Linked DNA regions of Mus musculus: region 2 is linked to region 1. Evidence: chromatin loops called from intact Hi-C (ENCODE). Cell type or tissue: left cerebral cortex. All regions are shown on one strand. Region 1 has its middle 80 kb from the start of Gm46962. Region 2 has its middle 140 kb from the start of Gm46962.

Evidence for each region. Peaks named below come from ENCODE experiments on the same cell type or tissue, not always from the same donor. Only the 100,000 strongest peaks of a DNase experiment are listed, where the experiment ranks them.
Region 2: it touches region 1 in a loop (7-fold over the local background); 7 of 42 quality-filtered maps call a loop at or near these places.

The regions. Positions count from the first base shown.
Region 1 is chr6:70,298,278-70,303,277 of GRCm38, forward strand. It overlaps Igk. Among named protein-coding and RNA genes, the nearest start is that of Gm46962, 80 kb to the left of the region's middle. In left cerebral cortex, no CTCF peak of the experiment used is centred here; a DNase peak (open chromatin) is centred at 3,083.
Region 2 is chr6:70,075,025-70,080,024 of GRCm38, forward strand. It overlaps Igk. Among named protein-coding and RNA genes, the nearest start is that of Gm46962, 140 kb to the right of the region's middle. In left cerebral cortex, no CTCF peak of the experiment used is centred here; no DNase peak of the experiment used is centred here.

The DNA of each region.
Region 1 (5,000 bases):
CACAGAAATACATTACATCCTCTAATAACAACATTGAGCTAAAATCCAAGACATATTTAAATCAATTAGTTTTTGCAGAAACTTTAGGTGAGCTATTTCAGATTGAATGCTAAGAAAACCAAAACAACAAAAGAAACACAGTAAGAAAACATGCAGTAAAAAAATAAGGATGGACATAGTAAAGGGGAAATGAAAAGCAAGAGAAAATTGGGGCTAAATTTGTTTAGTATCTCCCATCTGCAAAGCCACTCATACTGAGGGCAAAGAACAGTACCTTAAATAGGTGGGCTTCTGTTAGAAGGCTAAACATGGGGCAGAGATGAAAAGAGAAGCTCAGAACTCATTCTGTAGAATACTGGAGAGACACTAATTTAATCCTGGGAACAGTGAAAATTTAATCTCAAGGCAAAGTAAACCCTTCAGAATGTAGTAAGTGTGATTTTCACTTTGAGCAAGTAGAAAAGGACTTTAAATTGGGAGACTGGATGGGGAATGAAACAAACTAGATTTCTTCATGAAATCATGGCTGTAGAGCAACACTGCAAGAGTGTTTGATTCCAGAAATATGCTAGGGTAATTTAGATAGCAGTATGGAAACCCAGGGACAATGGTCTTGCTGACATACTAAAGTGGTAAATATATATATATATATATATATATATATATATTCATCCTCTTGGAGATGGGAGAGGAAGAATGAGATGAGAGGCTATTGATAGGCAGGTAGGGAGGGGAATAAAGACTGGACTGTAAAAAAAGATTAAAGATCATTAAAAAAAAACATCTCTCCGGAAGGAGGTGCAGCCTTGTTAATTCAAGCTATAAGTTTACAAAGACCAATAGACTACCACATCAGAGATTGCTGCCACCCCCCCCAAAATGTTTAACTATGAATGAAAATAAATAGCAATAACAAAAGCAAAATACCTTGAAAGATTTAAATTACTGATATATATATATAAATTATACCCAACATTATCCATAAAGTACAAGAAACAAAAAATAAACAATCTTGGCAAGGAGTGGAAATTCAAATCTGTAATCCAAGAACTGGGAAGACAGAAACAGGAGGATCAGAAGTTTGGGATCTCCCTGGGATACATAGCATGTTCTAGGCCAGTCTATTTTATGGAGGGACACAAACTGTTAACATGTGTACCATTAGTCAAAAGTCACAACACACTTCATGGTACTTTTTATTCAAAGAAAAGTATTTATCCAATACTAGCACTTTAACATTAACTCAAGAATATGAATGAAAATTAAATATGCTTTTAGTCAAAAGACATTTAACTTTTATTTTACATTAAATAAATAATTTTACACATCTACTTCTCAAGTATAAATTGTTAAACTATTTCTGATATGCATATTAGGAATTCCTCCCTAAATTGCTAAAACATGATTACATGATAGACAACAGTATGGTGGTCACTTGATAGTTTTTGTCCATTTTCCCCTCTCACCACTGGGACCCCATCTAGTTTAGACCTGTGCTGGACCTGTATATACTGCCACATCTCTGTGAGTTCATATGTGCATCAGTCCTGTTGCATCTGTAAAACACTGCTTCCTGATGTCATCCATCATCTCTGGCTCTCAAAGTCTTTCTGCCACCTTATCCACATAGATCCTGAGCTCTCTGAGGAGGGCTTTGATGAAGCTACTTCATTTAGGACTGCATGCACCAAGATCTCTCACTCTTTCCACTTTCTCTACTTTTAAGTCTCTATATTTGTTCCCATTTACGGCGGGAAGAAGCTTCTCTGATGATGGCTGAGCAAAATGTGACCTATGGTTATAACAGAATGTAATTGGAAGCCATTTCATTGTGGTCCTTTAGCAGAACTATTGGTTTCCTCAAGGAGCATGGCCTTTCTAGTCTCATCTTCTTGGCCACATGAGCAGAGTCTGTCGTGGGTTCCATATCATGTAGTGGACCTTAATTCCAGTTAGAAAGAAGTTCTTTACTGCCAAAAACATTCCAAATTACAGGATTTATAATTGGGTTGGTAATTACCTCTCACCTCTGATAGAATGCAGGATGTTTTTCAGCACTATGAACACTAGTCAGTAGGCTTGGAGGCTCTAGTTAGGCATCAGTACAACTTCTCAATGTGGTGAGGCAAGAGGAAAGTAAGAGAGAGAATACAGGGAGAGATACCTAGCATTAAGGGTCATTTGAAGGCCCATATAGAACCTACTTCAGTAGATGTTGATTAACATATATGCATATATGAAAGTAATCTAAATGGAAACAAATAACAAAGGAGGAAAAACCTCAGCTAGACATCTCTCGCCACCAAATGAAACCTCCAGTGCCATCAATGGGTTACATATGAGTTGTTGGGCAGAGAGTACCCATGGGAATCCCCATACAACTCTGGCTATTGGTTGCTCTTTACTAATTGATAGTAAATCCCTATTGCTGAAGAGACTTACATCTTGTTTCTGGTTATTTCAGACTGAGGGGGAATGATGACCTTTACAATGAACACACACACACACAAACACACACACACATACAATCACACCAACTTGGTCTTCTGGTGCTGTCTTAAGCTGGAAGGAATCTATGTACCTTGTATTTCCCACAGATCTCAAACATTCACCACTTAGTTCTTTAGATTGCTTCAGGCAATGTGGATTTTATTTCTATTGTTCTTCCTCCAAATATAAGTAATATTTATGTCACTTGGCTCACTCCATGGGTTTCCTACTTTTTTAATGGATATTTTATTTATTTACATTTAAAGTGTTATCCCCATTCTAGGTTTCCTCTTTGGAAACCCTCTATCCCATCCCTCCTCCCCCTGCTTCTATGGGGGTACCTTTGTCTAGCTTTTTAATCCACTAGTAGATTTGTATATTGTTCCCTGAGTATCCCTTGCAAGTGTGAACTAAAACTTCAGCTGCAACCTTGCTCTAACTTGTCTGGAAACCTTACTTAAGTTTCTCAAAATGAGGCTCCATACTCAGCTCCTAGGACTGCTGATGCACTAGAATACTGGCAAGGATAGAGAAAGGAAACTAGGTTCATGGTAATGCATGGTGAGTCATGGGACAATGATGCTGCATTGTGCATTCAGTCCAAATATGAGAGCCAACACAGGGCCTGTGGCATTTAAATCTGTGATCTTGAAAGAGAGGTGACAAGAAAGACCTGTGCTGTGATAAAGATTATCACATAGGCTACTATGAACATAGTGGAGCATGTGTTCTTATTACCAGTTGGAACATCTTGTGGGTATATGCTCAGGAAAGGTATTGCTGGATCCTCCTGTAGTACTATGTCCAATTTTCTGAGGAGCCTCCAGACTGATTTCCACAGTGGTTGTACAAGCTTGCAATCCCACCAGCAATGGAGGAGTGTTCCTATTTCTCCACATCCTCGCCAGCATCTGCTGTCATCTGAGTTTTTTGATCTTAGCCATATTGACTGGTGTGACGTGGAATCTCAGGGTTGTTTTGATTTGCATTTCCCTCATGATTAAGGATGTTGAAGCCTGGCAGTGGTGGTGCACACCTTTAATCCCAGCACTTGGGAGGCAGAGGTAGGCAGATTTCTGAGTTAGAGGCCAGCCTGGTCTACAGAGTGAGTTCCACGACAGCCAGGGCTACACAGAGAAACCCTGACTCAAAAAACACAAAACAAAAACAAAACAAAACAACACAAAAAGGATGTTGAACATTTTTTTCAGGTGCTTCTCAGCCATTCAGTATTCCTCAGTTGAGAATTCTTTGTTTAGCTCTGTACTCAATTTTTAATAGGGTTGGTTATTTGATTTTCTGGAATTCAGCTTCTTGAGTTCTTTGTACATATTGTACATAAATATCTGATTTAGGATTGGTAAAAATCCTTTCCCAATCTTTTGGTTGGTGGCCTTTTTGTCTTATTGACAGTGTCTTTTGCTTTACAGAAGCTTTACAATTTTATGAGATCCCATTTGTCAATTCTTGATCTTACAATGCAAGCCATTGCTGTTATGTTTAGGAATTTTTCCCCTGTGCCCATATCTTAGAGGCTTTCCCTCACTTTCTCCTCTATAAGTTTTAGGGTGTCTGGTTTTATGAGGAGTTCCTTGATTCACTTAGACTTGAGCTTTGTACAAGGAGATAAGAATGGATCAATTTGCATTCTTCTACATGATAACCACCAGTTGTGCCAGTACAATTTGTTGAAAATGCTGTCTTTTTTCCACTGATTGGTTTTAGCTCCCTTGTCAAAGATCAAGTGACCATAGGTGTGTGGGTTCATTTCTGGGTCTTCAATTGTATTCCATTGATCTACCTGCCTGTCGCTGTACCAGTACCATGCAGTTTTTATCACAATTGATCTGTAGTACAGCTTGAGGTCAGGCATGGTGATTCCCCCAGAGGTTGTTTTATTGTTTAGAATAGTTTTTGTTATCCCAAGCTGGAAAGAACCCAGATGTCCCTCAACAGAGGAATGGATACAGAAAATGTGATACATTTACACAATGGTATACTACTCAGCTATTAAAAGCAATGAATTTATGAAATTCTTAGGCAAATCGATGGATTCAGAGGATATCATCCTGAATGAAATAAGCCAATCACAAAAGAACTTACATGATATGCGCTCACTGATAAGTGGATATTAGCCCAGAAACTTAGAATACCCAAGATACAATTTGCAAAACACAAGAAAATCAAGAAGAAAGAAGACCAAAGTGTGGATACTTCGTCCCTCCTTAGAATGGGGAACAAAATACCCATGGGAGGAGTTACAGAGACAAAGTTTGGAGCTGAGATGAAAGGATGGACCATCCAGAGACTGACCCACCTGGATATCCATCCCATAATCAGCCACCAAACCCAGACACTATTGCAAATGCCAGCAAGATTTTGCTGAAAGGACCCTGATACAGCTGTCTCTTGTGGGGCTATGCCAGTGCCTGGCAAACACAGAAGTGGATGCTCACAGTCAGCTATTGGATGGAACACAGGGCCCCCAATGGAGGAGCTAGAGAAAGTAC
Region 2 (5,000 bases), 220 kb before region 1:
GAGAACGGGGCATGATACAAGGGAAAGAAAAGAGAGGATGAAGAAGAGGAGATGGAAGTTTGGATTGGGGAGGGAAATGAAATGGTGGAGGAAACAAGCATCATAGAAGTAAAAGAAAGAGAAACAGTAAAAAGACAATTTGTGGTTTCAGAGACAGCTTGCAGGATAAGAATGCCTGTTGTTCTTACAGAGGACTGAGAATTGATTCTAAGCACTTACATGATGATTCTCAGTCATCCCTACTTCCAGTTAGGATTCACACATGGTATCTAATACATACATACATACATACATACATACATACATACAAACCTATCTAGTTGTGTGACCACAGCATCTTTTCCAGCAAACATATCTCCTGCTTGTTATCTCCATTCTGCCATCATGTATCCCTAGAGAAAGCAGAAGTGAACCTTTATTTATAATGTGCCTTGGTCATGGTGTTTTATTACAATAGAAGAGTAATTAATAAAATGGGACAATCCATCAAGAGGATATTACCATTGTAAAGAGACACACAATGAACATGAACAATTGTATGTGGCGCAAAAAACTGTCATTTCCTGCTGTATCCATTGCCTCTAAAGTCATTTAACCAATTTGTTTTTAAGGAATGCATAAATTGTCTTAATATATTGTTTACCAGGGCCTTGATTTTTCCCTTTCATAAACCTTAAATTCTCTTTAAAAAAAAAAAGATATAAATGCTGGAAGATAGAGTCTATCAACACAAAATCATATCCTTCATTATTGTGGAGATTTCTGGGTCTCCACATATTGGGGTATGTGTTTCTGTGTGTGTCATTGTGTCTGTGTAAGTCTCTCTCTCTCTCTCTCTCTCTCTCTCTCTCTCTCTCTCTCTCTCTCTCTTTCTATCTCTCTCTCTCAAATAAAATGAAGCTGTTTTCTCAATTGAGGGTTCCTCCTAAGATGACACTACCTTGTATCAAGTTAACCTAAAAACTAGTCAGGAGGGGGTATAAGAATGGTATATAGATCATATATTTGAAAGAAGTTGCTTTTATAAAACTGAACATTGTATATAATAAATATACATGGATAAATATGATTTTCAAAACAAAAATCATGGAAAGGAAACACAAGCTAAAGAGTTTTGAAGCTCTGTAGGAGTTCGAGAAACTAAAAGGCATAACTCCTTATAGATCCTCCAAATGGAAATTTAGGCTCCCTACATCAGCCCATTGAGCCAATGTTTGAATTCTGACCTCCAGAACCATAAAATAATGAACTTCTCATGTTTAAGCCACAGGTATTTTGTAGTGATTGCAGAAGAAATAGAAAACTACTAAAAAGACCTTTACTTCAATTTACTATAAGGACCTTTCATATCAATTTATATAAAAGACTATGATGGTTGGAAGAAAACTGGCCCCCATTGATTCTTAAAGAGTGATACTCTTAGAAGGGATGGCCTTGCTGATGTAGGTGTAGTTTGTTGGAGATAGTATATCACTGGGTGTGGTCTTTAAGTTCTCAGATGTCCAATCCAGGATCAGTGTCTCACTCTCTTCCTGTTGCCTGAAAAACCTGATTATAAAATTCTCAGCTTCCTCTCAAGCACCATAATTTCCTACATTCAGCCATGATTTTTTCTACCATGATGATAAAGGACTAACCCTCTGAACTGTAAGCCATATCCAATGAAATGTTTCCATATAAGAGTTGCTGCCTTCATGGTGATGCTTCCCAGAAATAAGAAACCCTAACTAAGGCAGAAACATAGATCCATTGAACTTTAAGGTTGGAAATCATTGATCTCTGCACCTTCTCATCAGTGAACTGGGTCATTTAGGGTCTCCAGTAGATGGTGCAGGTCCAGGGCTGGGTCCTACGGGGAGCTGGTGAAACCTCAAAAGAGGTTTGTATTGAAGGCTGAAGCACTGTGGAGGGAAGGTGCCTGCTTCCAAGGGGCTGACCTTATCTTAGGGAACATGATTGTCCTCCTCCTCTCTTGCAGGCCCATTGTATGTCCTGCAGTTCTCTTTTTGAACTCTAATATATCTTGCTATACCTTCTGTTAGTTACTGTTCTTAAATTCTTTTATTGAGGCTTTATCCAGGAGGGGATAGAGGTAGATGCAGAGACCCACACTCAAACATCAGGTGGAGCTTAGAAAGCCTTGTGGAACAGTGTAGGATAGACTAGACTAAGCTGGAGGGGGTCAAGGACACCACAGAAGATCTACAGAGCCAACTAACCTGAGTAAATGGTGGCTCAGAGACTGAATCACTAACCAACGAACATGAAGGGACTGGACCTAGAACCCCTGGGCATTTGAAGCAGATGTGCAACTTGGTCTTCACATGGGTCTCCTAACAATTGGAGTAGAGGCTGTCTAGCTCTGTTGTCTGCTATTAGATCCCTTCTCCTAACTGGTTAGTCCTCAGTTGGGAGAGAACTGTGACTTGATATTTCAGGGCAAGGTAGTACACAAGGGAGCTTCCTCTTCTCTCAGGAAGAGGGGGTATAATAGGGAGTGGTATTTAGGAGGAAATAATGGAGATTTCATTGTTATCTAGGGCATAAGGTGAATAAAAAAGAAAGTAATGCCCTTGATCTCCTTTTGTTGTCGAATTGCTCTGGCTAGGACTTCAAGTACTATATTGAAAAGGTAGGGAGAAGGTGGGCAGCCTTGTCTAGTCCCTGATTTTACTGGGATTGCTTTGACCCCCAGAGCTCATGTCTCTAGCTTCATATGTAGCAGAAGATGGCCTAGTCCGCCCTCATTGGGAAGAGAGGCCCCTTGGTCTTGCAAACATTACATGCCCCAGTACAGGGGAATGCCAGGGCCAAGAAGTGGGAGTGGGTGGGTAGGAGAGCAGGGCAGGGGGAGGGTATAGGAAACTTTTGGAATAGCATTTGAAATGTAAATAAAGAAAATATCTAATTTAAAAAAAAAGAAATTAATGGAAGAGAATGAAAGAAACTAAGATTGCCAATAGGATGCCATATCATGGTCTGCCTGGTTATCCAAGATTCCTAGTCACACTTCTCTCCTGATTTTTAATTTTATATTTGGCATTAAGATAACCATCAAAAATTTAAAGGTAATTTTGAAGGAACAACAGACGATTTGACATTAGCAATTCTTGGCACCCAGAACAAAATGAGTTAACTTGAATGTGAATAAAAAACTATTAATAATAGAAATGGTTAAACAAAGGCTTATGATTGGGAATTACAAAACTATATGTATAAGGTAAATTATAATGTTATGTGCAAAGTATGAGAAATAAAATGAAATAAAACACACATTAAGAAATGGGGATGCACATATTTAATACCAGAACAGAGGTAAAAGAAGCAGGAAAAGCATGACAGAAGGCACTCAGTTCTGTCCAGTTAGTCCCTGGCTCAGTCCAGCCTACAAAATGTGGAAAGGTCTCAAAAAGATATCCAGTCACCAGAATGTGAGACAACTGGTGTTTTATTACCAAAGCAAGTCATTTAACTGATCTTGAACTTTAACTCTATATTTAAATCAATTATTTTGTATATTTTACAAAACAGGTAATTACCTATTTGTATTGCAGGCATAAAACACTAAATTATTCCTGATAAACACTTCAAGTTTGACCCACAAATTGCTAAGATACCATCATATAAGAGAGTCCAACTATGTGGATTTAGGAACTTCTCAATATCAAGGTCAAGAATACGGCAAATGAGTAACTGTCCCAGTCAGTGTCTACCAAGCTGTCATGTGTTCTTGATCTTCACTAAACTTACCCGTGTTTTGTGACAGCTGCAGTGAGTTGAGTGTGCTTTCATGTCATATAGTGCTGCTCATTCAGTTCAGACAGCTGTAGAGCAAGGGCCCTAAAGACAAAACTTACTCATGCAATTAAATACTTGTGCTCTTCACAATACATAGGGAGAGAAACTGGTGACACTGGAGTGGATGTCACTCTCATTATATGTATGGTTCTTAAAAGCAAAATATATGTGCTTGAGAAAAATGCACCATAGTTAGGAGAGCTCTTCCGGTGGACCTGGTTTCAGTTACGGCACACATATGGAGGTTCATTATTAAGTGTGACTGTAGTCCCAAAGGATTCAACACTTTCTTCTGGCCTCCATACAAATTGCACATACATGGCCCATAGACATACAGACAGAAAAACATTCATGTATATAAAACAGAAGGTGAAATCTCAAAATATTTTGTAAAAAAGGCAAAGCCTCCTTAGTTACTGCTTTCCACAAATCACATTACCACAGTACATAGTAGGTATATTAGAGTTCTCAGGTTTCCAATGGATGCACACAGTGTTTGTAAACACTTCTGTCTCCCTTTGTATAAAGTTCCATAAACATGCACATATGTTATCATTTGTGGGAAATATACAGCTAAACTTCCTATTTTCTATCTTTGATAGTTTTCCTTCCTCAAAGAAACTAAAACAACTTCTCAACATTGAAGAAGAGTTAGAACTGTCAGTCAGACAAAAGTGGCAGGATGATAGAAAAGAAAATGAAAGTAACCCACCTGGTTTTGACTGCAACAAAAGTATGGGGGAAGGCACATGTCTTCTTCAGAACCAGCTACTTAAGAGGCAGTGAGAAATGAGATTTGACCATACAAAACCCAGAGAGGAGCCCTTTCTATATGTATAGGGCCTAAAAATTTATGAAGGACAGAAGGCCTGAAATTCACATGGCCTTTTGAAAGCTCTTCTTGTGAAAAATATAAATAATCTGTGGAGGCCAACATTGAACTGAGGCTGCCAGATTTAGAAAGTCAGTTAAGTGTGAGGTTTATATAAGTTAAATGAGAACTTGTGGAACAATGGTCACAATAATTTCATATTTTTACTGAGTACATTGGAATGCTTTACATTCCATACATTTAAACACTTAGATTGGCACTATTCCTAGGATTTACTCTAGAAGCCTATTTTGGCATTAGATAATGGTTAAAGCAAAGGCTTAATGGTTAAAATATTGAAAATATGTGACTGTGGAATGTTCATTCCTAA